2 separate regions of the Homo sapiens genome follow, and region 1 is linked to region 2. Evidence: chromatin loops called from intact Hi-C (ENCODE). Cell type or tissue: dorsolateral prefrontal cortex. All regions are shown on one strand. Each heading gives the region's core, and the rest is flanking DNA. Links, peaks and the distances in the headings are about the cores only.

Region 1 (15,885 bases), core at 3,873-11,872, 52 kb after region 2:
CTGGAGCCCAACCCAGGTCCGGTCCATGCTGTTACCACCATATTTCTCCCTTGGCATCGTGAGCCCACCCTCTGCAGGACCGACCCCTGAGAGACAAGGCCAGTCCTTTTCTCTTGCAGCTGCTTGTTCTGTGGTGAGATTCAGTGGGTGGGAAGAGATGGTAGGAATAGCTGCAGCTTGTCCCACTTTTCATTGCCCTTCTTGTTTTTCTTCTCCCAGAAGAGGAAGTCAGTGGGAGGGGCTCTTTGCCGGGAGCCCAATTTGTCCCCAGCAGTGAGCCTCCGTAGAAAGAACAGCAGACAGAACCTGAAAACCTTATTTTGTATCTGCTGGTGTGGTTGAAAGCTTGGACTTGGCCAAATGTGGTGGCTAATGCCTGTAAGCCCAGCACTTTGGGAAGCCAAGGAGGAAGGATCGCTTGAGCCAAGAACAGACTGTGCAACATGGGGAGATCTCGACTTGACAAAACAAACATTTTTTTTTTTTGGCCGAGTGCAGTGGCTCATGCCTGGAATCCCAGCACTTTGGGATGCCAAGGTGGGAGGATCACCTGAGGTGGGGAGTTCAAGACCAGCCTGGGCAGCATGATGAAACCTCGTCTCTACTAAAAATTCAAAAATTAGTTGGGCGTGGTGGCAGGCGCCTGTAATCCCAGCTACTCGGGAAGCTGAGGCAGGAGAATCGCTTGAACCCAGGAGACAGAGGTTGCAGTGAGCCGAGATTGTGCCATTGCACTCCAGCCTGGACAACAGAGTGAGACTCCACCAAAAAAAAAAAAATTCTTCTATCTTTTGGCCAGGCGAGGTAGCTTACGCCTATAATCCCAGCACTTTGGGAGGCTGAGGTGGGCGGATCACAAGGTCATGAGTTCGAGACCAGCCTGGCCAACATAGTAAAACCCTGTCTCTACTGAAAATACAAAAATTAGCTGGGCATGGTGGCGCGTGCCTGTAGTTCCAGCTACTTGGGAGGCTGTGGCAGGAGAATTGCTTGAACCTGGGAGGTGGACTGAGATCTTGCCACTGCACTGCAGCCTGGGCAACAGAGCAAGACTCCATCTCAAAAAAAAAAAAATTTTTTTTTAATTAGCCAGGCGTGGTGGTCCATGCTTGTAGTGCCAGCTACTTGGGGGACTGAGGTGGGAGGATCGCTTGGGCCCGGGAGGTCCTGGCTGCAGTGAACCATGATCACACCACTGCACTCCAGCCTGGCAACAGAGTGAGACTCTCTCAAAGAAAATTTTTTAAAAAGAGAAAAGGAAACATGGTAGTTAACCACTAAGGAGGTAAGGGAGGACTTGAAGGAATTTAAAAATAACAAAGTAAAGGCTGGGTGCAGTGACTCACACCTGTAATCCCAGCACTTTGGGATGCTGAGGTGGGAGGATCACTTGAGGTCAGGAGTTCGAGACCAGCCTGGCCAACATGGTGAAATGCTGTCTCTGCTAAAAAAAAAAAAAAAAAAATTAGCCGGGCGTGGTGGCAGATGCCTGTGATCCAAGCTACTTGGGAGGCTGAGGCATGAGAATAACTTGTACCTGGGAGGCAGAGGTTGCAGTGAGCTGAGATCACGCCATTCCACTCCAGCCTAGGAGACAGAGCAAAACTGTCTCAAAAACAAACAAAAAAAAGTAGATAACAGCTGCTATTTCTAGGGATGAGGGTGAGGGTAAATATTCAAGGAAATACATCTTTCCTGTGGTACTTTACTTCTATTTGAAACAGGGGCTCTCTCCGTTGTCAAGGCTGGAGTGCAGTGGCACAATCACAGCTCACTGCAGCCTCAACTTCCAAGGCTCAAGCGATCCTCCCACCTCAGCCTCCCAAGTAGCTGGGATCACAGGCTCACGCCACTATGCCTGGCTCATTGTTTTAATTTTTAGTAGAGATGAGGTCTTGCTGTGTTACCCTGGCTGGTCTTGAACTCCTGGACTCAAGCAATCCTCCTGCCTCAGCCTCCCAAAGTGCTAGGATTCTGTAATCCTAGGTGTGAGCCACTGCACCTGGCTGTCCTATGGTGCTTTTAAAATTTTCTCGTTGCCTTTGGTTTCTGACTATCTTATTCTGATGTACTCTAATGTAGCTCGTTTGTCTATATTTTGTTTTGGGTTTGCTGAGCTTATTGAATTTATAGTATGATGTCTTTTGTTAGATTCAGAAAAGTTTTGGTCTTTATCTCTTAACATATTGCTTCTTCCTAATTTTCTCTTTCTCAAACCATATTTATATTATGTTAGATCTTTCATGTGTGTTGTATTTATGTCTTATGCTCTTTTATGTTTTATTTTTACTTTTTTTTTCTATGCTTCAGTTTGGATAGTTTTAATCACACCCATCTTTCAGTATGCTAGTCCTGGCTTTACTTGTTTCCAATCTTCTGTGAAACCCATCTATGGAGTGCTTATTTTCTTTCTCTCCTCTTTTTTTTTTGTTTTGTTTTGAGACAGAGTCTCACTCTGTCGCCCAGGCTGGAGTGCAATGGCACAATCTTGGCTCACTGCAACCTCCCAGGTTCAAGTGGTTCTTCCGCCTTAGCCTCCCAAGTAGCTGGCATTACAGGCACCCGCCACCACGCCTGGCTAATTTTTGTATTTTTGTAGAGACAAGGTTTCACCATGTTGGCCAGGCTGGTCTTGAACTCCCGACCTCAGGTGATCCATCCACCGCGGCCTCCCAAAGTGCTGGGATTACAGGCATGAGCCACCACGCCTGGCCTTGGATGCTTATTTTCAGCATGTAATTTTTTAGTTTTAGAATATTCATTTGATTCTTTCTTTCTTTTTTTTTTTTTTTTTTTTTGAGACAGAGTCTCGTTCTGTCACCCAGGCTGGAGTGCGATGACACGATCTTGACTCACTACAATCTCTCCCTCCCTGGTTCAAGTGATTCTCCTGCCTCAGCCTCCTGAGTAGCTGGAATTACAGGCGACCGCCACCATGCCTGACTAATTTTTGTGGGTTCTTTTTGATACAGACAGGTTTTCGCCATGTTGGCCAGACTGGTCTCCAACTAACTCCTGACCTCAAGTGATCCGCCCACTTCAGCCTCTCAAAGTGCTGGGATTATAGGCATGAGCCACCACGCCCAGCCTCATTTGATTCTTTTTAGAAATTCTAGTTGTCTAAAACAAACAAACAAACAAAAACCAAACAAGGAAAAAAGAAATTCTAGTTGTCTCTTAAAAAACACTAACGTGAAAGGAACTTTAAAAAGGTGATTGGAAGCTCGATTCTCACAGTTGGGTTTCACTGAAAGGTGATTGAAGTGTGTGCAGAGCTCTCATCATACCATCAGCAGAAAGCATATTCTTTGGGACTTAGCAGCTTAAAAAGAAAAGTCCTCCAATCTCAGGCTGGGCACAGTGGCTCATGCCTGTAATCCCAGCACTTTGGGAGACCAAGGTGGGCAGATTACCTGAGGTTGGGAGTTCGAGACCACCCTGACCAACATGGAGAAACCCCGTCTCTTCTAAAAATACAAAATTAGCTGGGTGTGGTGGTGCATGCCTGTAATCCCAGCCACTCAGGAGGCTGAAGCAGGAGAATCGCTTGAACCCAGGAGGCGAAGATTGCGGTGAGCCGAGATCGCGCCATTGCACTCCAGCCTGGGCAACAAGAGTGAAACTCTGTCTCAAAAAGAAAAAAGAAAGAAAGAAAGAAAAGTCCTCCAATCTCTTGCTTGGGGTAGGGCATGGAGGAGACACCCCGGGCTGTTGGCATTCTGGGAGCAGGTGAAGGAAAAAAGTCTGGAATCCTGCCATTCAGAATGCGTATCCCTAATCCCCGTTTGCAGTCTTGTTCTCTGCTGTGCCTGGTCTGAACAAGTCTGGGGCCTTTTGAGTTCAATTCCTCCAGGAAGAAAATGCTGTTTTTAGGCCTGTGGGTTTAGTCATCTGGCTGCATGGGATAGGGAGAAGGCTTGGGAGACAACTCCTCCATGTTCAGACTTCCAGCTGCACCCTGTTCCCTCCAAGACTTGGACCTCTCGGGGATGTTTCAGGACAAATTGGCCTTGGTGTCTCCTCCATGGGCACTTTGGGTCATAACCACTGGTGACCTTGGTACTTCTCTGTTAGCATGCCATCTTCCAAAGGTTGGTTGGAATCTTTACTTGGCAGATGCCTCCTCTCCCAGCTTCTTTGTCATCATAGGTCAGCTTAGATTATTCCTTTACTGTCAGGTTAGTGGTGTCTGAGGAGGGAAAGCAGATGCATGCCTATGGCCAATCCACCATGTTTAAGCGGCTCATGACCAGAGTAGATTTGCCTCCACTCCCCGCTCACCCTTCTAATCTGGCCTCTGCCCTCACCACTCCGCTGAAACTTCCCTTATCAGGTCCCCAGTAGCTGGATCCAATAGACTATGTTTTTTCTCCGTATTATTTGATATCTTGGTAGCACTTGACACCGTCAAACTCACTCTCCTTCTTTCAGTGCTCTCCTGTTTTATCTGCCGGGGGAATATTTTGTCCCAAAGACCCCTCCTGCCTTTCTCCTACCTCTTTGGTCTCTGTCTCTGCTTCCAGTGTGCTGGCTTCTCTTCCTTCTGCTTCTTCGAAACCATGACTATTCTCAGGGGTCTGTTCTGGTTCCCTTCCTTTCTCACCCTGCACCCTCTCCCTGAGTGTGTTCATCCATTCCCATGGTTTCAATTTCACTCCAAAGGCTGATCTTTTCCAAATGTCAACCTCCAGCTCTGACCTCTCACCTGAATTCCAGACCTACATCTCCAGCTGTCCCCAGACATCTCTTCTTGGATGGCCTCAGGCTGTTCAGATCCACACGACGGAAGCTAGACCCTGCTTCTCCTTCCTCCCAAACCTGCCTCTCCTCCTGTACTTCTAGCTCAGAAGTGGTCACCACCAGCCAGGAGCAGTGGCTTACACCTGTAATCCCAGCACTTTGGGAGGCCAAGGTGGGCGGATCGCTTGAGGTCAGGAGTTCGAGACCAGCCCAGCCAACACGGTGAAACCCCGTCTCTACTAAAAATACAAAAAACTTCGGCGGGCATTGTGGTACATACTTGTAATCCCAGCTACTCGAAAGGCTGAGGCAGGAGAATTGTTTGAACTCAGGAGACAGAGATTGCAGTGAGCCAAGATTGTGCTACTGCACTCCAGCCTGGGTGACAGAGCAAGACTCCATCTCAAAAAAAAAAAGTAAAAGAAAAAAGAGGCCGGGTGTGGTGGCTCACACCTGTAATCCCAGCACTTTGGGAGGCTGAGATGGGCGGAGCACAAGGTCAGGAGATCGAGACCATCCTAGCTAACATGGTGAAACCCTGTCTCTACTAAAAAAAAAATACAAAAAATTAGCCAGGCCTGGTGGCAGGTGCCTGTAGTCCCAGCTACTTGGGAGGCTGAGGCAGGAGAATGGCATGAACCCAGGAGGCAGAGCTTGCAGTGAGCTGAGATCGCGCCACTGCACTCCAGCCTGGGCGACAGAGCGAGACTCCATCTCAAAAAAAAAAAAAAAAAAAAAGGAAAAAAAGAAAAAAAAGAAAATAGTTATCACCATTTGTCTAGTGGCCCAGAAACTTGGATGTCAAACTTGACTGCCCATTTTCTATTTCCACACCCAATTAATTGCCAAGACTCACTGCCTTTACCTTTTTTTTTTTTTTTTTTTTTGAGACAGAGTCTTGCTCTGTCGCCCAGGCTGGCGTGCAGTGGTGCAATCTCGGCTCACTGCAACCTCTGCCTCCCAGGTTCAAGCAATTCTCCTGCCTCAGCCTCCCAAGTAGCTGGGATTACAGGTGCCCAGCACCACGCCCAGCTAATTTTTGTATTTTTCGTAGAGAATGGGTTTTCAACTTGTTGACCAAGCTGGTCTCAAACTCCCGACCTCAGGTGATCCACCCACTCAGCCTCCCAAAGTGCTAGGATTACAGGTGTGAGCCACCGCGCCCGGCCTGCCTTTACCTCTTTAATAAATCCCGACCAGTCCACCCACTCTTCCTCCACACAGCCTGTCTCTCAGCCCAGCCTCAGTCTCCCAGCTGGTCTCCCCCGCTTGGGTCCTGCCCCTCAGTCCTGCTGCTGACCATCTGCTCAGACGCAAATCTCATCCTGTCACCTCCCTTCTGAAAGCCACTGGGGCCAAATGCAGTGGCTCACACCTGTAATCCCAGCACTTTGGGAGGCTGAGGTGGGTGAAGCACCTGAGGTCAGGAGTTTGAGACCAGCCTGGCCAACATGATGAAACCCTATCTCTACTAAAAGTACAAAAATTAGCCAGGGATGGTGGCAGGTGCTTGTAATCCTAGCTACTCGGGGGGCTGAGGCAGCAGAATCTCTTGAACCCCGAGGTAGAGGTTGCAGGGAGCAGAGATCATGCCACTGCACTCCAGCCTGGGCAACAGAGTGAGACTCAGTCTCAAAAAAACAAACAAATAAATAAATAATAATAAAAAGTAAAATAAAAAGCCTCTGATGACTTCCACTACCTAGGAATTTGGTCCAAATTGGCCCTAGGCTGGAGTTGTCAGATTCAGCAAATAAAGATAGAGGATGTCCACTTAAATTTGAATTTCAGATAAATACGAAATCCTTTTTTTTTTTTTTTTTTTTTTTTTAGTATGAGTACGTCCCATGCAGTATTTGGCATCGGGGCCTCCCACTCCCTGCACTCTTTCCATATCTCCAAACTTATTACTTGCCACATTGTTTTCCACATGTAAAATTTGGGACAGACTGGACTACATGAAACTCCCTAGGCTGGGCACGTTAGCTCACGCCTGTAATCCCAGCACTTGGGGGCTGAGGCAGAAGGATTGCTTGAGCCCAGGAGTTCGAGACCAGACTGGGCAACATGGTGAGACCCTGTATCTACAAAAAATAAAAAAATTAGGCTGGGCACGATGGCTCACATCTGTAATCCCAGAACTTTGGGAGGCTTAGGCAGGTGGATCACTTGAGGTCAGGAGTTTGAGACCAGCCTGGCTAACATGGTGAAACCCTGTCTCTACTAAAAATACAAAAATTGGCTGAGTGTGGTGGTGCGAGCCGATAATCCCAGCTACTCGGGTGGCTGAGGCAGCAGAATCGCTTGAACTCAAGAGGTGGAGGTTGCAGTGAGCCAAGACTGTGCCACTGCACTCTAGCCTGGGTGACAAAGTGACACTCCATTTTTTTTTTTTTTTAAGATGGAGTCTCGCCCTGTCGCCCAGGCTGGAGTGCAATGGCATGATCTCAGCTCACTGCAACCTCTACCTCCTGGGTTCAAGTGATTCTCCTGCCCCAGCCTCCCAAGTAGCTGGGATTACAGATGTGCAACACCACGCCCAGCTAATTTTTTTGTATCTTTAGTAGAGACGGGGTTTCCCCATGTTGGCCAGGCTGGTCTCAAACTCCTGACCTCGTGATCTGCCCTCCTCAGCCTCCCAAAGTGCTGGGATTACAGGCATGAGCCACCATGCCCGGCCGAGACTCCATCTTAAAAAAAAAAAAAAAAAATCCGGGCATGGTAGCACAAGCCTATAGTCACAGCTACTCAGGAGGCTGAGGTAGGAGGATCATCTGAGCCCAGGAGGTTGAGGCTGCAGTAAGCCAAGATTGTGCCATTGCACTCCAGCCTAGGAGACAGAACAAGACCCTGTCTCAAAAATTAAAAAAATAAAAAGAAGCTCCCCAAATGGGTTAGACATTTCCTCATTGATATGCCCTTTATTCCTGCTGTTTCCTCCACCAGAAAGGCCATTCTCCCTTCTCCCCCAGTCCATCTTTGTTCATCTCTTGGGTGTCAGGACACACTAGGAGTCCCTCCTCTAAGATTCCTCTCTGCTCCCTCAAAATGGATCAGCTGCTCTCCTGGGTGAAGGGAGGCCCCTGTGTGCCTGGATGGCAACTCCACCCTCTGGACCGTCATGTCAGCTTACTCATTGTCTCTCTCCCCTGCAGTCAATGAGTCGCCAGCAACTCTGTGCCGTTCCTGGTTCACATCTGGCTCAGCCCACAAGGCCCCATCCAGCTGGAAGCTCCCGAGGGCCCTGGGCCTTGGCAAAGGCCCCAGCTTTCTTCTCACTCTCCTGGCCTGGGTCCCGGTCTGACGATTCACACTTCCTCCTTGCCTGAGTTCCCACGAAAAGTGGCCTCCACCGCCAGCCCCCTGCCCAGGACCAGGTTACAAAATGCAGAGACAATGGAGGCTCCAAGCCAAATTTCCAATGGGCCTGCCATTAAATCACCAACAGCATCTGTGTGTACATCTGGGACAGATGCCGGCAGCTGAGGCCACAGGACGCATGGCTTTGTCACATTGGGTCAGCATTGGTGACCTTGGTGGGAGTGTTGGGGGTGGAGCTCAGACCTAAAGTTAGGACACTTGAGTCTGAATTGCTGCCCTTTCTAGCTGCCTCAGTTTTCTTGTCTGTAAAATGGGGATAATAATGCTTATCACACAGGGTGTGCGATCAAGGAGAGTGATTCACACACACAAGGATATCTAGCAGCAAACAGGACTCTGGCTCTGATCATCACTTACCTTTCTTGAGGCTGGTGGCAGCAGGACCTGTGATCAGAACACTGTTTGTAGGTTTCTTCTCCTAGAATCACCAACCAGGCCCAAGCAACTTTATTCAGAGAGGAGGACAGTCATCCAGCCCAGACAGCATCTGCCTGGTGAAAATGGCTCCAACTCAACCACCCAAGTGGATGCAGCAGAGTTGTCAAATGAAGCTAAGGGTGAGAATGACTGAACAGGGATAATATAAAGGCCAGAGGGCCATGCTCTGGCCAGGGAGTTGGAAAGTCTGAGGCTTCCTGGCTTCTCAATGTTGGCCCCTCCACCCTTCCTCTCTGCCTGAACCTTCTGCAGACACCCACTGAGCAGTCACTGCTGCCAGCCAAGACCCTCTCTCTGCCTCAAGGTTCCCCTGGAGACTTTCTTGTGGCACCTCTCAGCACCTCTTGCAATTTGTAGCATTTACTTACAGACAGGATTACAGGTTTACCCTCTATCTCCCCCTCCAGACTGCAAATGCCTCCAGGGCAGAAACCTCTTAGTTTACAGATAACAGCAACCAGAAGTGATCTACCAGCAGGTAGCTCATGCCTGTAATCCTAGCACTTTGGGAGGCCAAGGTGGGAGGATCACTTGAGGCCAGGAATTTGAGAACAGCCTGGGCAATATAGCAAGGTCCTATCTCTACAAAAAATAAAAACTTAGTTGGACATGGTGGGTGTGGTGGTATGTGGCTGGGGTTCTAGCTACTTGGGAAGCTGAGGAGGGAGGATTCCTTGCGCCCAGGAGTTTGAGGCTGCAGTGAGCTGTGATTACACCATTGCACTCCAATCTGAGTGACAGAGTGAGACCTTGGTTTTTTTTTTAAAAAAAAGGTATAAATTCTTGAAAAGAAAAATAATGTTTAAAAAAAATTTTCTTGAGGCAGGAAGATCTCTTGAGCCCAGAAATCCAAGGCTGTAGTAAGCTATGATCACGCCATTGCATTCCAGCCTGGGTGACAGAGACCTTGGTCTTTTTTAAACAAAATTATAAATTTTTGAAAAGGAAAATTTAAAAAAAAATTTTTTTTTTTGAGACGGAGTTTCACTCTTGTTGCTCAGGCTGGAGTACAGTGGCACAATCTCGGCTCACTACAACCTCCACCTCCCAGGTTCAAGCGATTCTCCTGCCTCAGCCTCCTGAGTAGCTGGGGTTACAGGTGCCCACCACCATGCCTGGCTAATTTTTTGTATTTTTGGTAGAGACCGGGTTTCACCATGTTGGCCAGGCTGGTCTCAAACTCCTGACCTCAGGTGACCTGCCCGTCTCAGCCTCCCAAAGTGTTAGGATTACAGGCCCCTTGGCATGAACAGACTGGGCGCCATGAATGGCAGCAGGAGGCAGACAGGCTCCTGGGTGGGAGAAGGCAGGTCCCTGGTGAGGCCCCACCTTCAAGCCAGGGAGGGCCTGAAGCCTGGGGGCTGGGCTGCCAGTCCCATGGAAAGGAGTGGGAACTTGTGGTGCTTTTTCTAGGCCCACTCATGGCCGCTCATGGACCAATTGGTGCACACTTCCTTCCCTCCGAGGAAGGGTACGAACCCTCAGCTCCTCCTTGGCCTCCCTCCCCTGCTCATCGGTGTTCAAAGTCTGGAAGGGGCTGAGGTGGCAGGCGGCTTGTGTGTCAGCACTGCACCAAGTGTACCCACACCCGGCCGGGCTGTGACAGCGCCTGGGCTCAGCCCCAACCTCACTCCAAGATCAAGGAGAGGCCAGGCAACGGGAGCAGGAACTTCCAAGCCTGCGGGGGAAGGGGGTGTCTTCCCAGGCCCCCGAGAGTACAGAAATGCCTGGGTCCACAGCCACGGATTGGGCAGCTGCCGCTGCGCCTGGAAGGGTGGGGCTCCTGTCTGCTCCCAGCCCCCAGCCCCCAGCCCCCACTGGCTCCATGGAGTATGCAGCGCCGGCCGCACCTCACCCACTGTAGCCAGTGTCACGACAGCGGTTTCTCTAGACAGGCCACCACTGCCATCACCAGCACTTTGGGAGGCTGAGATGGAGGATCATTTGAGCCTAGGAATTCAAGACCAGCCTGGAATGCATAGCAACATGGCAAGACCCATCTCTACAAAATATTAAAAAATTAGCCAGTGCACACCTGTGGTCCCAGCTGGTACATGCCGGGGCACACCTGTGGTCCCAGCTACTCAGGAGACTGAGGTGGGAAGATGGCTTGAGCCCAGGAGGTGGAGGCTGCAGTGAGCTGAGACTGCATCACTGTACTCCATCCTGGACAACAGAGTAAGATCCTGTCTTGAAAAAAAGTGTTTACTTTTATTATTTTTGTTTTTTTGAGACAGAGTCTCACTCTGTTGCCCAGGTGGAGTGCAGTGGTGCAATCAGTTACCGCAACCTCTGCCTCCCAGGTTCAAGCCATTCTCCTGCCTCCTGAGTAGCTGGGATTACAGGCCGCCACCACATGCCCAGCTAATTTTGGTGTTTTTAGTAGAGATGGGGTTTTACCCTGTTGGTCAGTCTGGTCTCAAACTCCTGGGTTCAAGTGATCTGCCCACCCCGGCCTCCCAAAGTGCTGGGATTACAGGTGTGAGCCACCGTGCCCAGCCAAAAACATTTTTTAATGAAAAAATATTTTAAAAAAGAATTCTTAGCAAACCAAAGACAACAGGAAAAACAACAAGGAGGGACTAGAGGAATTTATTTGAAGCCTGTGGCACCTACAGCTGCAGGAAACATTCCAGACAGCCCGACTCCTCAGTAGATTAACATGAAACCTCACACTAAAAGCCTCATTACCTGGGTTCCTACCACCAGATACTCGATGGCTGGCTTTCTACAACAAATCACAAGGTCTGCTAAAAGGCAAGAAAAAAACACGGCATGAAGAGGCAAAACAGGCATCAGAACCAGACTCAGATATAAAACAGAATAAGGAATTATCAGATAAAAATTTTGAAATAACTCTGATTATATTGGCAAAGACTCACTCCTTTGACCAAAATATTAGTCAAGCTCCTCTGAGTTCTCTGCTTGATTAGGACTTTCTTGGGCTTCCCTTTCTGTCCTTGCAGAATCCAATTGGAGCAGGAATCCTGCTAGGTCTGCTTATTGAAAATCCCTCCTCTTGGCATCTGACTAACCTGGCCAACCTTTATCAAGAGTCCTATCAAAGCCTGGGTGCAGTGGCTCACACCTGTAATCCTAGCACTTTGGGAGGCCAAGGCAGGTGGATCGCTTGAGCTTAGGAGTTCAAGACCAGCCTGGGCAACATGGTGAAACCTTGTCTCTACAAAAAATACAAAAATTAGCTGGGCGTTGGCCAAGGCACAGTGGCTCACTCCTGTAATTGCAGCCCTTTGGGGGGCTGAGGCAGGCAGAATCACCTGAGGTTAGGAGTTCAAGATCAGCCTGGCCAACATGGTGAAACCCCATCTCTACTAAAAATACAAAAAAATTAGCCAGGCATGGTGGTGGGTGCCTGTAATCGCAGCTACTTGGGAGGCTGAGGCAGGAGAATCGCTTGAACCTGGGAGGCGGAGGTTACAGTGAGCCAAGACTGCGCCATTACACTCCAGCCTGGGCGACAAGAACGAAACTCCATCTCAAAACAAACAAACAAAAAATAGCCAGGTGTGGTGGTCCAGATTAGAGGAGACTAAAGAGAAGCAATAACTAACCCAAGGTGTGATTCAGAGAAAATATGATGAGGGTAAATTCAGGGAAAATATGATGAGGGTCTGTGGAAGACAACAGAACTGTATCGACCTTAATTTCCTGATTTAGTCACTAGCCTGCGGTTATTTTTTGGGGGAAATACAGACTGAGGCATCTAGAGGTAAAGGAGCATCAATGTGGGTGAAGGGTGCATGGGAACTCTTTGTATAATTTGTATAATTTTTAGTGTTTCTGCTTGTCAGAAATCATGTCAACAAGAGAGTGAAATATTTAAAGCATTGAAAGAAAAAACCAGCCGGGTACAGTGGCTCACACCTGTAATCCTAACACCTCGGGAGGCCAAGGCAAAAGGATCACTTGAGCCCAGGAGTTCAAGACCAGCCTGGGCAACAAAGTGAGACTCTCATTTCTACCAAAAAAACACGAAAATTATCTGGGCATGGTAGCACGAGCCTGTAGTCCCAGCTAGTCAGGAGGCTGAGGTAGAAGGATCGCTTGAGCCTGGGAAGTGGAGGCTGCAGTGAGCAATGATCATGTCACTGCACTTTAATCTGGATGACAGAGTGAGATGCTGTCTCAAAAAAAGAAAAAACAAAATAAATACATAAATAAAATTGGAAAATGCAGACAGTACAGTTATATAATGAAAACTGTCTCTTCCCCCAACTATCTTTTCCCCACTGTTGATAATTTCTTGTGATTCTTCCCAGAAAAAAAAAAGCTTTATGCACATGTCAGCACGTATATATATTTTTAAATTCTGTATATGCTTTTTTAAAATTTTGCTTGAAATGGGTCCAAACTATACTTCCTATTCTGCATATTGATGTTGCCTGCTAGTAATAAATCTTAGAGAACTTTTTATATTCCTACATTCAGGTCTTTCTCATTCTTTTAAATAGTGCCATTGCATTCCATCCTATGAAAGGATTACACTTTGTTCAATCTGTTGGTTACTACTGACTACTTTTCTTGTTTTCAGTTTTTCACTGTTGCAAATGACACTGCAAAGAACATTCGTATACATTTCTCTCTCCCTAAAACAGTTTTCAGCCTGACACCGTGGCTCATATCTGTAATCCCAGCATTTTGGGAGGCTGAGGAGGGAGGATTTCTTGAGCCCAGGAGTTCAAGACCAGCCTGGGCCACATAGCGAGACCTCATCTCTACAAATAATAAAAAACAATTAGCTGGGCATGGTGATGCATGCCTGTAGTCCCAGCTACTCAGGAGGCTGAGGCAGGAGAATTGCTTGAGCCTGGAAGGTCGGGGCTTCAGTGAGCTGTGATCTTTTTTTTTTTTTTTTTTTTTTTTGAGACAGCCTCACTGTCACCCAGGCTGGAATTCAGTGGCATGATTTTGGTTCACTGAAGCCTCTGCCTTGGGGTTCAAGCAATTCTCCTGCCTCAGCCTCCCAAATAGCTGGGATGACAGGCACCTGCTACCATACCTGGCTAATTTTTATATGTTTAGTAGAGACAGGGTTTCACCATGTTGGCCAGGCTGGTCTACAACTCCTGACCTCAAGTAATTAAAAAAAAAATTCTCACTCAGCCAGATGCGGTGGCCCACGCCTGTAATCCCAGCACTTTGGGAGGCCAAGGCGGGTGAATCACTTGAGGTCAGGAGTTCAAGACCAGCCTGGCCAACATGGTGAACCCCGTCTCTACTAAAAATACAAAAATTAGCTGGGTGTGGTGGTGGGCGCCTGTAATCCAAGCTGCTCGGATGGCTGAGGCAGGAGAATCGCTTAAACCCAGGAGGCAGAAGTTACAGTGAGCAGAGATCACGCCACTGCACTCCAGCCTGGGTGAGAGAGAGACTCCATCTCAAAAAAAAAAAAAAATTCTCACTCATAAGTGGAAACTAAACTATGAGGATGCAAAGCTTAAGAATGACACAATAGACTTTGGGGACTCAAGGGGAAAGGGTGGGAAGGAGGTGACAGATAAAAGACTACAAATTGGGTTCAGTGTATACTGCTTGGGTGATGGGTGCACCAAAATCTCATGAATCACCACGAAAGAACTTATTGTGCAACCAAATATCACCTGTTCCCCAAAAACCTATGGAAATAAAAAAAATTTTTTTTAATGTTTTAAATAAAAAAAAGGTTTTCTTTTGAAATGTTCTTTTGTAAATTACCTACAGAAAATTTACAAAAAATGTACACTCGGCCGGGCACAGTGGCTCACGCCTGTAATCCCAGCACTTTGGGAGGCCAAGGCGGGTGGATCATGAGGTCAGAAGTTCAAGACCAGCCTGGCCAATATGGTGACACCCCATCTCTACTAAAAATACAAAAATTAGCCTGGCGTGGTGGTGCACGCCCAGGAGGCTGAGGCAGAAGAATCACTTGAACCACAGAGGTGGAGTTTACCGTGAGCTGAGATTGCACCACTGCACTCCAGCCTGGGCTACACAGTGAGACTCCATCTCAAAAAAAAAAAAAGGTACACTCCTCACCAGCTTGCCTTAATGTTAACATCTTACATAATTGTTGCACAGTGATTAAAACCAGAAAATGGGCTGGGCGTGGTGGCTCATGCCTGTAATCCCAGCACTTTGAGAGGCTGAGGTGGGCAGATCACCTGAGGTTGGGAGTTTGAGACCAGCCTGACCAATATGGAGAAACCCCATCTCTACTAAAAATACAAAAATTAGCGGGATGTGGTGGCACATGCCTGTAATCCCAGCTACTCAGGAGGCTAAGGCAGGTGAATCACTTGAGCCCAGGAGGCAGAGGTTGCAGTGAGCCAAGATCACGCCATTGCACTCCAAACTGGGCAACAAGAGCAAAAGTCCATCTCAAAAAAAAAAATGAACATTGATATAATACAATAGTTACCTACATTTTTCCACTAATATCCTGTTCTAGTCCAAGATCCACTCTGGGATTCCATATTGCATTTAGTTGTTTCATTAATCAGAGTTTTCCAGAGAGATGGAATGAATAGGATGGATAGATAGATAGATAGATAGAGTTTATTAGTCCATTTTCATGCTGCTGCTAAAGACATACCCAAAACTGGGCAATTTACAAAAGAAAGAGGTTTATTGGACTTAGAGTTCCACATGGCTGGAGAGGCCTCACAATTCATGGTGGAAGGCAAGGAGGAGCAAGTCACATTTTAGGTGGATGACAGCAGGCAAAGAGAGAGCTTGTGCAGGGAAACTCCACCTTATAAAGCCATCAGATCTAGGGCTGGGCACCGTGGCTCATGCCTGTAATCCCAGCACTTTGGGAGGCCAAGGCAGGCAGATCACGAGGTCAGGAGTTTGAGACCAGCCTGGCCAACATGGTGAAACACCATCTCTACTAAAAATACAAAAATTAGCCAGGAGTAGTGGCAGGCACCTGTAGTCCCAGCTACTCGGGAGGCTAAGGCAGGAAAATTGCTTGAACCTGGGAGGCGGAGGTTGCAGTGAGCCAGGATAATGCCACTGCACTTCAGCCTGGGTGACAGAGCAAGACTCTGTCTCAAAAAAAAGTTACTGATCCTTGTTTTGTTTTTCAGAGTCAAGGAAACAAGCTATGTACAGCCTTTAATAATTAGGTAAGGTATAGTCTTGTAAACAAAATTTGGAGCATGTTTGTTTCTTTCTGCCTGACTTCTCCAAAATTTGGAAACTATTTGTGAGTACTCTTAACTTATGGCAATATAGTTGTTTGCATCAGTGCAATAAGAATCCATTTCATTTTGCAACAGGACGCAATTGGAGAAATTAGTTGTTTTACTGGCTTTGACTGGAAGG
Region 2 (15,885 bases), core at 3,431-11,430:
CTTAGCTCTTGGGGGTTGCCTCTGCTGAAGACAGCCACCTCCCCAGAGGTGACACCTCCTTCCTGGGGTGTCCTACATCCAGTGACTGACCAACCCAGGGTCATAAAAGTTTGGCACAGCTCAGGATGACTCTGAAGGGGCATCCCAGCTCCAGGTGTAGGGTGGGCTGAGGCTTGCACTGACTGCATGGAAGCTCAGTTCCTCCTCCTGCCCAGTCCTGCTCCCTTCTCTTTCCTTCCCTTCCCTTCCCTTCCCTTCCCTTCCCTCTTCCCCATTCCCCCTTCCCCCTTCCCTTCCCCCTTCACCCTTCCCCCTTCCCCCTTCACCCTTCCCCTTTCCCCCTTCCCTTCCCTTCCCTTCCACAGGTGTTGAGCCAGAGAGCAGCCCTTGATGGATCTCCTATGCATGAATACCTCTCAGAGCCTGCTCCTGGGGAACCCCAGTTGGGATGAGGAGGACGGGAAGCACTCGCTAGGTGCCCAGCTGGTGGGAATGACCCAGCAGAATGTCTGATTTTGGGGCTGCCAGTGAGAGAGGTGTACTGATCTCAAGAGGTGCCTGATCTGAAGGGATCAGGCAAGGTCACAGGAGGGATGGAGAGGCCGGCTCTTCTTGAGACAGAAGCAGAAGTTGGAAGCAACTTGGGGTGGGGAGGAGGTCAGGAAATGGAAGGACTCACGGTCTTGACCTTTTTTTCCCTATGCAGCCAGAAGTAAGGTTTGCCGCTAAGGGGATGGGTAGATAGTAAAACAATTACCTAAGAAAGTAATCACCGTAGTGCATGATAATTATTGCCACAGCAGTGGTAAGGAGTTCAGGGCTTCAACGCATGGATAGGAGTTTACCAGGCTGTGTGCCCACAAGGGAAAGTCATCATGGGCAGAGAACCCAGCTAGGCACTGATGTGAGGAGATGGGGGTAGGATTGCCAGATGAAATACAAGATGCCAGGTAAATGTAAATTGTATATAAACAATGAATTTTTTTTAGTGTAAGTATATCCTATGCAATATTTGGGACACACTTATACTGAAAAAACTACCCATTTTTTATCCCCTTTTGGCCCCCTCCCTGTAAGCAGCCTTATCTACCAGTGGGTCTCCCACACTCTCACCCAGGCATTCTCAGGTTCCATCTTACTCCTCCTTTACTCAACCACCTCTGGTGGCTCCCCATTGTCCAAACCCTCAATTGGTCATTTGAGGCCCTCTGTTTCTTGACCTTCGGCTACCCTCTCAACCCTATTCTTTTTTTTTTTTTTTTCTTTTCGAGACAGGATCTCACTCTGATTGCTCAGACTGGAGTGCAGTAATGAGATCTTGGCTCACTGCAACCTCAACCTCCCAGGCTCAGGTGATTCTCTCACCTCAGCCTCCCAAGTAGCTGGAACTACAGGCATGTGCCACTACGCCTGGCTAATTTTTGTCTCTTCAGTAGAGTCAGGATTTCATCATGTTGGTCAGGCTGGTCTTGAACTCCTGGGCTCAAGCAATCTGCCCGCCTCAGCCTCCCAGAGTGCTGGGATTTATAGGCATGAGCCACTGCACCTGGCCTCAACCCCATTCTTGAACCCCTACTTTAATCCCCTGCCTCCGGGTTTTTTCCTCAAGCTGTTTCCTCTGCCTACACTGCACTTTCCCAAATCCGCTCTTCCAGGAAGCCTCCCAGATCTACATTCCCTGTGGGTGGATGGAAGTAGTCATCTCCACTGATTATCAGCAGTAGCACCAGTTCGCTTCTCCGAGCCTTCATTTCCTTGTCTCTAAAATGGGCACAATATTGTCTTTTTCGTCAGGTTACTGAGGGGACAAGAGACTGTTAAGAAAGCATCAGAAACACCCTTGAATGCTGACACCCCCGCTGCCTGTGCCTAGATCACTGCCTGGCACCCAGTGGGCACAGAGTCATGTTTGCTGAATCAAATTGACTCAGAGGTCCTGAGCTTTTACAGTTTAACTTGCTTCTTGGAATTACCATGCCCAACAGTGGAACTTGGACAAATTCAATTTCCTGTATTAAGATGATCTGAAAAGGGATGCTTAATGAGGTCACTGCAATTTTTTTTTTTTTTACTTTGTCACCCAGGCTGGAGTGCAGTGGTACAATCATGGCTCACTACAGCCTCCACCTCCCAGGCTAAAGCGATCCTCCCACCTCAGACTCCCAAGTAGCTGGGACTGAAGGTATACACCACCTTGCCTGGCTAATTTTGGTATTTTTTTGTAAAGAAGGGAGTCTTGCTGTGTTGCCCAAGCTGGTCTCGAACTCCTGGGCTCAAGTAATCTGCCTGCCTCAGCCTCCCAAGGTGCCAGGCCACTGCAATTCAGGCTGCATAACAGGTTTCTCCCCTGTAGACAGGGGACAAACCAGCTCCCTTGCAGCTCCCTGCAAGGGGCCCATTTTGGACCCAGTCTCTCCAACTGGAAGCAGGTAATATCTGCCACTTACGTTTCCGTCTCAAGCCCTCCCAATCCTAGACCACAAAGGATGATTTCTTATAACTATTAGCATAATTACCCAACTGCAACGCTATAGAGAAGTGATTCGATGAGCCTGTGATTTTCGCACAGTTATTTGTCTCAAGTAAGTCACCTGAAGTTCATCTGCCATCAGGATTCATGGCTGTGTTCGGTAATCATAGGGAATTATTTTGCTAATAACAGAGGTACCTTGATCTAATTTAGTTTTAATGCCAGGAGGTGCCCTCCCAGAATAATCAGCTTTAGGGCAATTCCAATTTCCAGGTTTGTTACATGTTCTGGATAGAAGATTCAATTCAAGGAGGCTGAAGTTACTTCTTTATCACCCAAAGTCATCTAGGGGCGAAATGGTAGCCTACCTCTACGTGTGTGCAGAAAAATGCAGGGAGAGGCCCAGCGACAGGGAGCCAGGGTGGGCTCCCAGCCCAGAGGAATGACTGGAAGCCACTGATGGGTTAGGATCGGGTCAAGTTAGATCCGTAATTAGGGTTCCTGGTAGAACCCTAATTTTTCTTACATTCATTCATTAACCCATTCTATTTTTTTTTTTAAATCCCTAACCCTCACCCAGGCTGGAGTCCAGTGGCACGATCTCAGCTCACTGCAACCTCTGCTTCCTGGTCTCATGTGATCCTCCAGCCTCAGCTTCCTGAGTAGCTGGGACATCAGGTATGCACCACATGTCTGGCTAATTTTTGTATTTTTTTGTAGAGACAGGGATCTTGCTGCCCTGGCTGGTCTCGAACTCCTGAGCTCAAAGCGATCTGTCTGCCTTGGCCTCCCAAAGTGCTGGGATTATAGGCGTGAGCCACCGCGCCCAGCCAATCTTGTGCACTCTTTTATTCCATTTCTACCATCTCTCCTTGGCAAGACCTAATCTTTGCAGTTATTAATAGAGTCCAAATAATGATAACAAACCCTCGTGCAGCCCTGTTCTAAGTGCTTTAATCCGTATCAACTCATTACATCCTGTGAGGGAGGTGGATGCTACTATTATCCTCATTTTGCAGATGAGAAAACTGAGGCAGAGAGGTTAAGAAACTTGCCTCAAATCACAAATCTATCTAGTAAGGGACAGAGCTGGGATTTGAACCTTCCCCAAGTTCCTATGCAAGGAAGAATCCTGAACCCACCAGGAATTGTTCAGCCTCGACTCTGTGCTCTCATTGACCCCTCGCCATTCTGGGACAGAGGTGTTGTTGGCCGCATTTTATTGAGGAAGAAACTGAGTCTCAAGAGGTCATTGATTTGGCCAAGTTCAATGCAGTGAGTAGATAAATGGAGGAGTTGGGACTTGAACCCTGAGATTCTGATTCTAAACCTAGTGCTGCTGGGCACAGTGGCACGCGCCTGTAGTCCAAGCTACTCAGCAGACTGAGGCAGGAGGACAGCTTGAGGCCTGGAGTTGAAGGCTGTAGTTGGCTAGGATCGTGCCTGTGAATAGCTACTGCACTCCAGCTGGGGAAATGCAGAAAGACCCCACCTCTAAAAGTAAGTAAAAATAAATAAAAATAAACCTAGTGCTGCCTTGTCCAAAGCTGGGAAATTTACGGCATGGTTTTGAATGGCTTTGGCAGCAGCCTAGCTATCATTAATTAACTAAGTGCACGGTGATTGTCCTCCCACAAATCCCCCTCCAGCCACTCTGCGCCCCGCTTCCCACTTTGGTCCTCTTCTCTACTTCCCACCCTTTGCCCCAGAAACTAAGTGTCCTTTGTTGCTATTCCCTGTTACCCAACAAAACCTACTTTCAGATTCCTGATCATTCCGTCATATGTTTATACTTTCAACAGAGGGCTGTGTGGTCCAGCAGGAGGGGCCAGGAGCTAGAGGTAGCTCTGTCACCCTGTCCTCCCTGGGCACTTGGGATGAAACCTGTTTGTCCCTAGGCCTTGTCTTCTAGTCTTTACAAGGGGAAGAGGTTAGACCAGTGTTCTTTAAACTACTTGAGCCATGGAACTCCCATTTTATTTACTTTTTTTTTTTTGTAGAGACAGGGTCTTGCTCTGTTGCCCTGTCTAGAGTGCAGTGGCGTGATCACATTATAATTCACTGCAGCCTCAAATTCCTGGGCTCAAGTGATCCAGAACCGTCATTTAAATGAAAATTTTCAGGCAAGCCCAACATTTGTATTATTATTATGATTATTATTTTGAGGCTGGGCGTGGTGGCTCACACCTGTAATCTATCTCAAAAAAGTTTTTATTTATTTATTTATTTTGAACAGAGTCTCACTCCGTCGCCCAGGCTGGAGTGCAATGGCACGATCTCAACTCACTGCAACCTCCACAGGACCAGGTTCAAGTGATTCTCCTGTCTCAGCCTCCCGAGTAGCTGGGATTACAGGCGTGCACCACCACGCCTGGCTATTTTTTGTATTTTTAGTAGAGACAGGGTTTCACCATGTTGGCCAGGCTGGTCTCAAACTCTTGACCTTGTGATCCTCCCACCTCAGCCTCCCAAAGTGCTGGGATTACAGGCATGAGCCACCACGCCTGACGTCAATGTTTGTATTCTATTGGATCTGGTGAGCTGCTCTAGTCCAAGCTGGGTTCAAGGAAGGAAGTGTCTCCTACACGCCAACTTCTGAGCTTCTCCTTGGACACAACGGGAAAACCACTGGCCTAGACAGAGCCTATAGGCTCTTGGGGCTCTTAGAGACAGGAATCTGGGATCCACGGATGGCAGGTGATGCCGAAGTGCTATGCGGGCAGCTAAATGCCCACCTGGGACCCCCCACCCATCCCCCCCAACAGCTGCCCCGCCTTGTTGGCTAAACTGTAGAGGGGCCTGCCAGCAAAGCCAGCCTGTGCCCAGGACCCTGCCTCTGGGGCACTGAGCTGTCCAGGGGTCTCACCACAGAGAAATAGTATTGCTCTGATGCTCAGGGTGTGCAGTCTGTCTGTTCTGGCACGTTCCTCAGTGGCCAGAAGAGCCGGCTCCTCCCCTACCCCTGTTACCCATTTGTTTTCTCTTTCTTGGCCTCTCCCTTTTCTTTTTTGTTTTTTAAACAGAGTCTCACTCAGTTGCCCAGGCTGGAGTGCAGCGGTGTGATCTCAACTCACTGCAAAATCCATTTCCCAGGTTCAAGCAATTCTCTTGCCTCAGCCTCCCAAGTTGCTGGGACACCACAGACGCCTGCCACCACGCTCGACTAATTTTTTTGTATTTTATGTAAAGACGGGGTTTCGCCATGTTGGCCAGGCTGGTTTTGAACTGCTGACCTTAAGTGATCCACCCACCTTGGCCTCCCAAAGTGTTGGGATTAAGGGGTGAGCCACCGCGGCCGGCCAGCTTCTCCGTTTTCTAAAATTATGTTTTGTTTTGTTCTGTTTTCGTGGCTCCTTCTCCTTCCCCTTCTCCTTCTTTCAACAAATGCTCGCTGGTTACTGGTCTCAAGCTTTCTGTCCCAAGCCTAAGGCTACAGGGGAATGAGACACACATGAGGGCTGCCCGCAGGGCAGAGCCTTCACCTGGAGACAGCTGCATCCTGCAGTGACTGTGGCCACCATTGCACTAAGAACTCATTCACAGGGGCTGGGAAGGCTTCTGGAGGCAGTGGTGAGCAAAAGGGCACTAGCATGTGAGTAGGAGTTTGTCCCGTTTCGGGGGTGGGAATGAATGCACGTAGGGAGGAGGCAGGTGTTTCCGGCTCAGAAGAGAGTCATGGAAACTGTAGAGGCTTAGCCAGCCCAAGCGTTTGAGGAGCTGTCAACAGCTAGATTTGGCTGAAGCATAAAGTGGTCATTGGGGGGCTATCAGGAGTGGGACGAGGTAAGCTGCCCAGGGTGCCAGTGGCCAGGGGTCCGGAGAGCCTGTTCCAGAGCTGGGAACAGATCCTGAGAGTCACGGGGGCGCCAGTGGAGGTCTGCAGCAGGGGATGTGGGGCCAGACCTGCAATGTAGAAGCACACCTGGCTGCCCACAGTTGGGAGTGAGGAGACAGTGAAAATGGGGCTTCCCTTCCTTCTCACCCCCCACAGCCCGCACCCTCCTCTGAATGCTCTGAGCAGCCCTGGTTCCCTCTGAGACTCAGCATGGGGACAGAAGGAAGGGGGCTTTGGGCTGCCGGCTGCTCATCCCACCCTGGCCTGGCCCCCACCTCAAGGCAGTCCCTGACCTCTTCACCCCCAGGACCACGAGTCAGGAAAAGTTCAAAGCTTGCTCTCCCCCAGCCGGGATGTTTTGATTTCTGGGCCCGCTGAAAATGGCCCGTTTGTGCTGAGACGCTCAGGCACATTAGCTTCCAACCCCCTTTCAGCCCTTTCTATCTGAATCCGGGCTCTGACAAGCCCCTTCCCCAGCCCTGCAGCCCCTCTTGGCCCCAGATGACTGTCCTCACTTCCCCCCACGGCCCCCAACCGTGGTGAAGGAGGGGGAGGTCCTATCCCCAAACACAAGCTCTTTTGTTCCAGCCGGCAGCTTGGCCCTCAGCCCTGCACCCGCTGCTGGTGGCGTTTCCTAGCACTTAATGAGCCCGGGGTCAGCTGAAGGATGGGGAGTTGGCATTGAGGGGCTGGGGACAGGGGCTGGAGCACAGGCGATTTCTGGCTGCAGCTTTGGACCTGTCCCTCCTCTGCTCGAATCTCTCCCATGGTTCCTGCCTACTTTACTGGGACTGCTGAGGTGAGCAGAGACCCCAGCCTCCTTGTAGCTCTCACACAGCCTCTCCTGCCTCTCCCTGGAGCAGGACTAGGCACGTGGGCTGCTCAGTGCAGACTCAGAGCAGGGATGCACACAGTGGGAAGCACGCAGGCTTTGAAGCCAGCAGGACCAGAGTTCAAATCCTGACTCTGTCACTTCCTGGTAGTACAACCAGGGACAAATCACAAATCTCTGTGTGCCTCAGTTTCCTCCCCTGTAAAATGGGGCTACGTTTTCCAGCCAGAGTTCTATGAGCTCTGGCACAAAATGCTCATGCACCTTCCCTTCTCTTTCTCTTGTTCCCTAAGAGTCTGACTAGCTCCCCTCCTGAAGATGCAAGGTGCAAGGAAGATAGTCAGAGCTGCCCTCCTCCTGCTCCCCCACAAGTTGAGCATGCACTGGGCTGCCAAGGACATTGGGGGACGGAAACCTTTAATGCCACTAAACAGGGAACTGGAGGCTGAGCAGGTCTGGCGAAGGTAGCCAGTCCAGGAACCCCACTACCCCCTTGGCTCTGGGTCTTCTTGGCCTCCCTCCTTGGGCTAGGCTTCTCCTGCTGGGATTGTGAGCTCCCAGAGGTGGGCAGCCACCCAGCCTCACCTGAGCTGCCTCAGGGGTGGTTTGGGTCTTAGCAATTCCAGGAAGACCCAGCACAACCCTGTTCCTCCCCTGCCTGAAACTATTCATGGCTCCTCCCAGTGCAAGGTAAAGCCCAATCTCCTGATCCCGGCATTTGAGGCCGCTACCCCAGCCCAGCTGACCTCTCCAGGCCTGCGCACCTGGATTTTGGGGTACAGCCTCACTGAATCACTCAAAGTTCTTAGATGGGCGGCCAGGCGCGGTGGCTCACGCCTGTAATCCCAGCACTTGGGGAGGCCAAGGTGGGTGGATCACGAGGTCAGGAGATTGAGACCATCCTGGCTAACACGGTGAAACCCCGTCTCTACTAAAAATACAAAAAAATTAGCTGGGCGTGGTGGTTGGCGCCTGTAGTCCCAGCTACTCAGGAGGCTGAGGCAGGAGAATGGCGTGAACCTGAGAGGCGGAGCTTGCAGTGAGCTGAGATTGCGCCACTGGACTCCAGCCTGGGCAACAGAGCGAGACTCCATCTCAGAAAAAAAAAAAAAGTTCTTAGATGGGCTACTCTGTAGTTCTCAACTCCAGGCCTTTCCCCTGTGGTTCCCTCTGCCTGTTCACTACCTCCATCCACCAGGCCAACCTCCGTATTTTGTTTGGCTTTGTTTTTAGAGATGGGCTCTCCCTGTGTTGCCCAGGCTGGTCTCCTAATCTCAAGCGATCCTCCTCCTTTGGCCTCTCAAAAGTGCTAGAATAGCAGGCACGAGCCACTGTACCTGGCCTTAGGTCTCTGGTTATCTTTAAGGTCAGCATCTTCTCCTTCCCACCTACCCCTAGAGGTCTCTCCACCCTGGGATGTCACTGTAGCCTTGAGTGCCTGTTCTAAGCTCTTCCCTAAAGCAGAGACCCAGCCTCATGCTTCCCTGGGTGCGTGCTTCCCCTCTAGCACCCAGCATGGAGCTAGCACAGAGAAGGCACAAATTAAAAGAAGTGAACCTGGGCAGGGAGCAAAGACCAGGGCTCCAACAATCCTCCTCCAATTCCAGCAGCTGCCCCTTAGAGTCACCTGGTGGGGCAGGGGAGGAGGGAAAAAAGGAGGAGGGGTTTATACATTCCATTGCCCAGGCCTCCTTTAGACTAAACTGAATCCAAATCTCTAGGGCGAGGCTGGGCATCGTTCCTACCCAGAATGATCCTGAGGCAGATGAAGGATTAGAACTTTCTGGAAGATTGAGGTTTCCTTCCCCCGACCCAGGTGCAGTGGGCAAGGTGAGGCCAAGTCCTGCAGGAGGCTTTGAGTGCTCCTTAATACCCCACTGTGTGTGGCATTGATTGGAGGAGCGCTTTATAGCTTGCAAAGTACTTTGATTTGCATCAAGTCATTCGTTCATTCATTATTCATTCAACAAATATGCAGCAGAAAGTGCCAGGGCCACAGAGATGAAGCTCCAAGGTGTGTGGCAGAGACAGGCATGTGGACTGACAGATCGATGGACAAGGCCATAAGGTGTGACAGGGCTGCCCCCAGAGCCCTGAGCAGAACCGGTCAGGTGCACAGAGGAGGAGGGTATTGAGCCTATGTTAGGGAGGTCCCCTGGTCTGGGTGGTACCGGCAAGGCAGAAGGTCCAGGTAGGGGCTGGCAAAGGTGTGGGTGGCAGAGGTGGACTTGGTCCTGCAGTGGGCAGGGGTGTGAGGACACACAGATGTGAGGAGGGATGGTGGGGACTGCAGAGGGCCTGGCCTGGTCACCTGGTGGCTTAGCTGGGAGCCTACAGGAAAGACCGAGAGGGGATGAAGAGACAGGCGAGAGGAAACCCAGGAGAGGAGACTGTGGGGTCCTCAGGGTGGGGGGGTAGGAGAGAGATTCAAGCAATGGCAAACACAAATGATTATAACTACAGCCAAGATCAACTGAGGCCTCATTCTCTGCTAGATCAGTTCTCAGAATTTTTTAAATAAGCATGAACAGTGTTACTCCTCTCAATAACCTGTGACAGGAGTACCAGGGTAACCATCCCATCTCACAGGTGGGAAAACTGAGATTCAGAGAAGTTACATCATTTCCCCTGGTAAGGGGCAGAGATCTGATGGTGCGGGGCTCCAGGGACCCTGCCCTGACCTACCCCCAACCAGAGCCTCACCCGAGAGGACTGGTAAGATGGTGCCCCAAGAGAAAGCCCTGGATTCTGCAGTTGGTATTCCACTGGTGGGCCCGTTCAGAGCAGCTTTGGGGCAGGGAGTGGTGTTGAGTTGCACAATGCCAGTGGGGAAGCAGAGATCAGAAGGACATGGGCTGGGAATCCCAGCTACTCGGGAGGCTGAGGCAGGAGAATAGCTTGAACCTGGGAGGTGGAGGTTGCAGTGAGCCAAGATCGTGCCTCTGCACTCCAGCCTGGGTGACAGAGCAAGACTTCGTCTCAAAAAAAAAAAAAAAAAAAAAAAAAAAAAAAAAAAAGACATAGGCCGGAGAGGATGAGGCAGTGAGGATGGGATGGGAGAGACTTGGGCCCGTTGCAGGGCCGGAGAAAGGGCCAGCAAGGGAGGTCGATGGGGGGGTCCTCATACAGGCAGGAGGGTGGGCAGGAGGTGCAGAGCCCAGGGACCAAGGTTGGCCTCAGCTGGGGAATTGACGGAGGGAGAGGAGAACTGAAGCAAAAATCCCCCGGGGCTTGGAAGGGCCACGGAGAAGCTGTCGGGGGCTCGAGCCTCACTTTTCTCTTGCTGCCGGGCACGGTAGGCCCTCAGCCAAGTCTGTGTTCCCCATTCTGCTGGGGAAGGGGAGCTTTGCAGGAGTCACTAGGGGGAGAGGAGGGAAGAGGGGAGCAGGGGGAGCCCAGCAGGAGGGAGAAAGAGAGAGAGAGAGGCAGAGATACAGAGAGATATATAGAGATGACTGAGACAGAAGGACTGAGAGAGATAGGAACAGAGATAGAGAGACAGAAAGAGACAGAGATAGACCCAGAGAGAGTCTCTGAAAGGACTACCCATCCCCTCCCTGCTGTCAGGGACCAAGTCTGAAAGAAGAGGCTCAGAAGGGTTTGGGGGACAGCCACCCCTACCCCACCCGCCACAGAACTGGCAAAGGAGAGACTAAAGGGTCTCTGAGCAGGGCACCCACCCCCCAGATTCCCTGGTGCCCTGGCTTCAGGGCCATAGAGTCAGCTTAGCTTCTCAGTCAAGCACAGGCCTTCCCAGGAGGGAGAGATCTCCACCTCTACCCCCGCCTGGAGGCAGGAGGATCCTGACCCGGGACAGCCCCCAAGGACCCCTGAGTGACGCCCTGACCTCAGGCTGCAGGGCCTAGAGCCTGGTGCCTGCTCCCTCTGCTGAGCCACCCACCCTACTGACCTCTGGTTGCCATCTGGCTGCCTCGGGCTGTTGTTTGAGGTCCCCGCCCTCCACCGCCACCTAAGAGCTGTGCCCTCCATTTTCCATGCCTAACACCCCACCATTAGCAAAGAGCAGTGTGAGGCCATTTGTCACAGAGAGAGCATGGGAGGAGAGAGAGAGGGTCTTGGGCAGGGCTGCGGGTGGGACAGCCACCCCCAGCCATGTCAGTCCCTGCAGTCCCTGGCTGTGGCTTTTCTAGGGCACAGACCAACTCTTTCTGGTGCAGTCTGTGGAACCCCAGAGCAGGAGTGTGGGCCCCCCACGCCCTCACGTGCTCACTCACGGGCTCCTGAGGAGACAGCCTGCCGAGACAGAGGCCCACTGGCAGACACACCGTGGAGCTCCTGCACTCACGCACGCCTGCCCGTGTGCGCACACACAGAGGCGCCCTGGGAATGTAGGTCACCGGCTGGAACGCTTCGAGCCTGGGGTGCTGGCGATCCGGCCATCCAGCACAGGCTTCCAGATTGGACAGAAATCCACCCCCACTCCACCCGCCTCTTCCCCCACTCTCCCGAGACAATCTGACCCAAAGCTCCTCAGGCTTGTGTTTTCTTTTCCCCAGAATCCCACTGGCTGGGGCTGTGTCCAGGGGAAGGGGCAGGGCTCCTTGTCCATGCAGCTTCTTCTCTGTGTCTGTCCCTGTGCTGGGCGATGCGGAGTCTACAAGACATGGAGGGATGTGGCTCCCACCTTGAAGAGTTCTAAGGCAGAGCCCGAGAGATGTCCTCAGACCAGAGGCGAGTAATGGTCAAGGGGGAGAACAGAGCACTGCTTTGTCAGGGCCAGGCTGGCTTCCTGGGGGAGGTGACAGGACCCTGGTTGGGCAGTTGAGTGAGGGCTTCTGCAAGCCTGGGAAAGGGAGTGGTTCTGACACACGCTGGGAAGGCCCCAGCAGCTCCCCTCCCTCCCTTCTGGAATCCAGGCCTCTCTCAAAGGTGACCGTCACCAACTTCTCTAGAGATAGCCACTGGATGGCCCTGCAGGCCCTTCAGACACAGCAAGCCCAGAACATCGTTTCCCCTCCCCCCCCAGAATCTGCCCTTCCACCCAGGTCCCCATGTCAGTGTGGACACCAACATCTCCTGCCACACAGGCCAGAGATCAGGGTTATCCTGACTTCTTTCTTTACCCACCCAGCCTCCCCTCCAAGTTTTCACTGTGGCTCACCAAGCAGCTCACAGCCCAGAGATGGGGACAAACAGTAAAGCAAATGGACTTTACTCATCAAAGTGCAGTGGGATAGCAGAAAGCCCAGGGAGCCTAGGCAGCCCAAACAAGCTAGTCAGGGAAGGCTTCCTGGAGGAGGTGACCTGAGCTGAGACTTCAGGATGGGCAGGATTGACCGGGCTGGAGGGGTAGTAGGGAAGGCTAAGATGAAAGAGTGTTTCAGGCAGCGGTAAGAGCAAGTGCAAAGGTAAGGGAGAGAGAGAGGCAGATTCAAGGCAGAAATTAATTCATGATGATGGGAGTGGCAAGAAAGTGGGGTGTGGCTTGGAGATGAGAGCAGAAGTGTATCTGCAGGGTCAGACCATGAACGGCATTAAGCTCTGTTAATGAGTTTGGATTTTATCCTGCTGCAGCGGTGGGCCCTGTGAAGTTTTTTGAATGCCTATGAGTGGCCCCTTCTGGCTGTGCACGAAGGATGAGTTGGGGGGCAGGTAGAGATGGACAGCCCCAGGAAGAGGCAAGGCAGCTGTGCAGGTGTCCAAGGTGAGGCCTGGCCTGAAGTGGGGGCTGGAGACGGAGAGTCGGGGTGGATCTCTGGACCTCTTAGGAGGTAGCATGGACCGTAAGTGGGCCTGGTTTCATCTTCTCTGACCTCCATCTTCCCATGATGTAACAGAGAATGGACAGGAGGACCTCAAGAGACCCTTCCCCTTGGGTCTCCCTACACCTTGGCCATTTGCTATTTGTTCCAGCCTCCCTGGGCTTCCAGAGTTGAGACCTTGGGAGGAATCCCAGCTGGGAGGACCACAGCTCTGGCTTTGGAAGGCCCAGGGTGGGCTAAGCAGCCCAGGGCGTATCCACCCAGCAGAAGGAACAGACGGGGCAGTGGGAGCAGAAGGCTAGACTCTGGATATCCTGCAGTCAGCCCAGGGAGGCCAGTGAGGGGAAGCTGGGGACACACTGGGCCTGATGTGTGGGGTCCACCTGCCTCTTTGGAATAAGGAGGGCTGTGGCAGCCATCCAGCAACCTGAGCATGAGTCAGGCCACATTACTTGAAGGACCGATACTCAAGCGAGTGTGTCAGTTTCTTCCTCTGTAAAACGGGAATTGAACAATATACCAAGAAACACATTCGGTGGTAGGAAAGCTTAGGGGACCCGGATCATGCTACAGATTGACTTAAAGATCTTTGACTCTGCACCAGGTCCCGTGGCGGAGGAGCCAGCCTGAGGCAGTGGCTGTCCAGGACCACAGAAGAAGGAAGGATCTATCCTGCTTGGTCCTCACAAGAGAGGAGCCCTGCGCGGTGGCTGCTGCTGTCCCCATCCCTCCGAGGCTCTGAGAATCAACTGGCCTGGCTCACAGGTCACACGGAGGCGCAGCAGATAGAAGCCCAGGCCTGGGGGTGTTAAGTACAGTTCAGGAGGGGCTCTCCAGGAGCCTATGGGAAGTGAAATGTCCGCGTCCTATGCACATAGGTGCTCCCTCCCTTTCCCTGTCCCTCTCTCTGGGGAAACCAACTCTTCTCTCTTGAGCTTTATCCTGGCTCTTCCCCGCCCTGCTCCAGGCACAGGGGCTCCCTCCTCACCAGCCAACCCCCACTGCAGCCTCAGCCCCTGACCTTGTTATGAGGCCAGCTGCTCAGGCTTGTGTGTGGAAATGACCTAAGCCCCTCCCGAGCTGGCCTCTTTGTTCTTTATTGTCTGTTCCTCCTGATTGCGCCTCTTCCCAGAGTCTCAGGGCAAGGGGAGGGGGCGTGTGGCTCTACCACTCATCCAGCTGCCCAGCTGGGCAAGTTCAGAAGCCCCCCGCATGGCTGGCCAGCAGAACCGAGGCCCCCCTGGGCATGGGAAAGGGCCCTGGATTGGGGGCCAGGAGACCCAGTGGGGTGGTGGGAGCAGCCCAAAGTGGAGAAAGCTCACAGGATCTTGGGAGTCCTGGGTTTGAATCACAAGTGTTCCTCACTCGCTGTGTGGCAGGGCCCTTCTAAGCCTTGATTTTCTCCTCTGAGCTGTGGGGTTGTTCCTTCCTCTGTGAGGAGTCAGTGGAGAACATTTAGCAGTGAGCCAGGCACACAGTAAATGCTCATAAATAGGACCCCAGCTCTGCATCCTTGGCCTAATTTTTTCACTTATAGAAGGGCTCCAGGTATGAATGTGGCTTCTCTTCCTTCATTTTTCTGAGGCCCAGGCAGCCTGGTCTAGGACAGAGCCCTCGAACAAGATGGAAGGGATCTAGATTCTGGCGTCCCTTCCCCATTCCAGGCAGGCTAGGCTGGTGTCAGTTTCACAGATGGGGAAATGGAGGCTCGATGAGAGCCCAGGTCTTTGGCTGGCACCTGCTGAGTGAGCTGAGTGGCAGAGCCAGGAGGAGGCCTCAGAGGGAGGGCAGGCCTAAGCAGGGGAAGCGAGACGATGGATGGGAGGCCAGTGGCTGGACACATAGCTGTTATTTTTTACAATTATTATCTATCTGTCACCAGTTGAAGCTAATCCCTCTGCCTCTCAAAGGAAGGCCCAGGGAGTCATGATATCAGGCCCCCTGATGACATTAGGCTATTTTGGCCTCAAATTGTCTTCTCTTTAGACCATCCCTGTCCCACAGCTGAGTCTGCCTCTCGCCTTGGCCAGCTGAGCTGACATGGCTCCTGCCACATCTCTGAGCTGCTTCAGTGAACGCTCCCCGGGAGAGAGGATTTTCCACAGGCACAGGGAGGGGCCTCCAGGTGGCAGCTTTGGCACACAATGGCTTTCAGGACTGCAGCAAAATAAAGATATCAGGCTTTGTAGCTGGAGAAAGCTGGGTTCAAATCAGTGCACTCACTGCGTGATCAGGGCCAGTCACGTAACCTCCTTGGGCCTCAATTTTCTCATCTGGAAAATAAGGCTAACTGCAACCCACCAGGTGTATTGCAAGGATTCAGAAGACAATGTAGGCCAGATGCAGTGGCTCACACCTCTAATCCCAGCATTTTGGGAGGCCAAGGTGGGCAGATTACCTGAGGTCAGGAGTTCAAGACCAGCCTGCTCACATGGCAAAACCCCATCTCTACAAAAACAGAAAAATTAGCCGGGCCTGGTGTTGCGCGCCTGTAGTCCCAGCTACTCAGGAGGCTGAGGCAGGAGAATTGCTTGAACCCAGGAGGTGGAGGTTGCAGTGAGCCAAGATCATGCTACTGCACTCTAAACTGGGCGACAGAGTGAGACTCTATCTCAAAAAACAAAAAACAAAACAAAAAAATGCTGGGCACGGTGGCTCACGCCTGTAATCCTAGCAGTTTGGGAGGCCAAGGCGGGTGGATCACCTGAGGTCAGAAGTTCGAGACCAGCTTGACCAACATGGCGAAACCCCGCCTCTACCAAAAAATTCAAAATTAGCCAGGCTTGGTGACGCATGCCTGTAATCCCAGCTACTTGGGAGGTTGAGGCAGGAGAATCGCTTAAACCCAGGAGGCAGAGGTTGGAGTGAGCCGAGATTGCGCCATTGCACTCCAGCCTGGGCAACAAGAGCGAAACTCCATCTCAAAAACAAACAAACAAACAAACCAAAACAGAAGACAGTGTAGATAAAGTGTCTTTGGATCCTGGCATGGAGTAGGTGCTTACCAAACAGTTATTACAGCAGT

What was found. Peaks named below come from ENCODE experiments on the same cell type or tissue, not always from the same donor. Only the 100,000 strongest peaks of a DNase experiment are listed, where the experiment ranks them.
Region 1: it touches region 2 in a loop (4-fold over the local background); 2 of 110 quality-filtered maps call a loop at or near these places.

The regions. Positions count from the first base shown.
Region 1 is chr9:121,521,930-121,537,814 of GRCh38, reverse strand. LOC107987016 (a long non-coding RNA gene) reads left to right here. Exons shown (of 2, transcript XR_001746560.2): 2 at 7,896-9,167. Among named protein-coding and RNA genes, the nearest start is that of GGTA1, 30 kb to the right of the region's middle. In dorsolateral prefrontal cortex, for the core only: no CTCF peak of the experiment used is centred there; a DNase peak (open chromatin) is centred at 7,994.
Region 2 is chr9:121,572,992-121,588,876 of GRCh38, reverse strand. It overlaps a transcript of DAB2IP not described here. Among named protein-coding and RNA genes, the nearest start is that of DAB2IP, 71 kb to the left of the region's middle. In dorsolateral prefrontal cortex, for the core only: no CTCF peak of the experiment used is centred there; DNase peaks (open chromatin) are centred at 6,916 and 11,426; H3K4me3 peaks cover 916 bases; H3K27ac peaks cover 1,412 bases.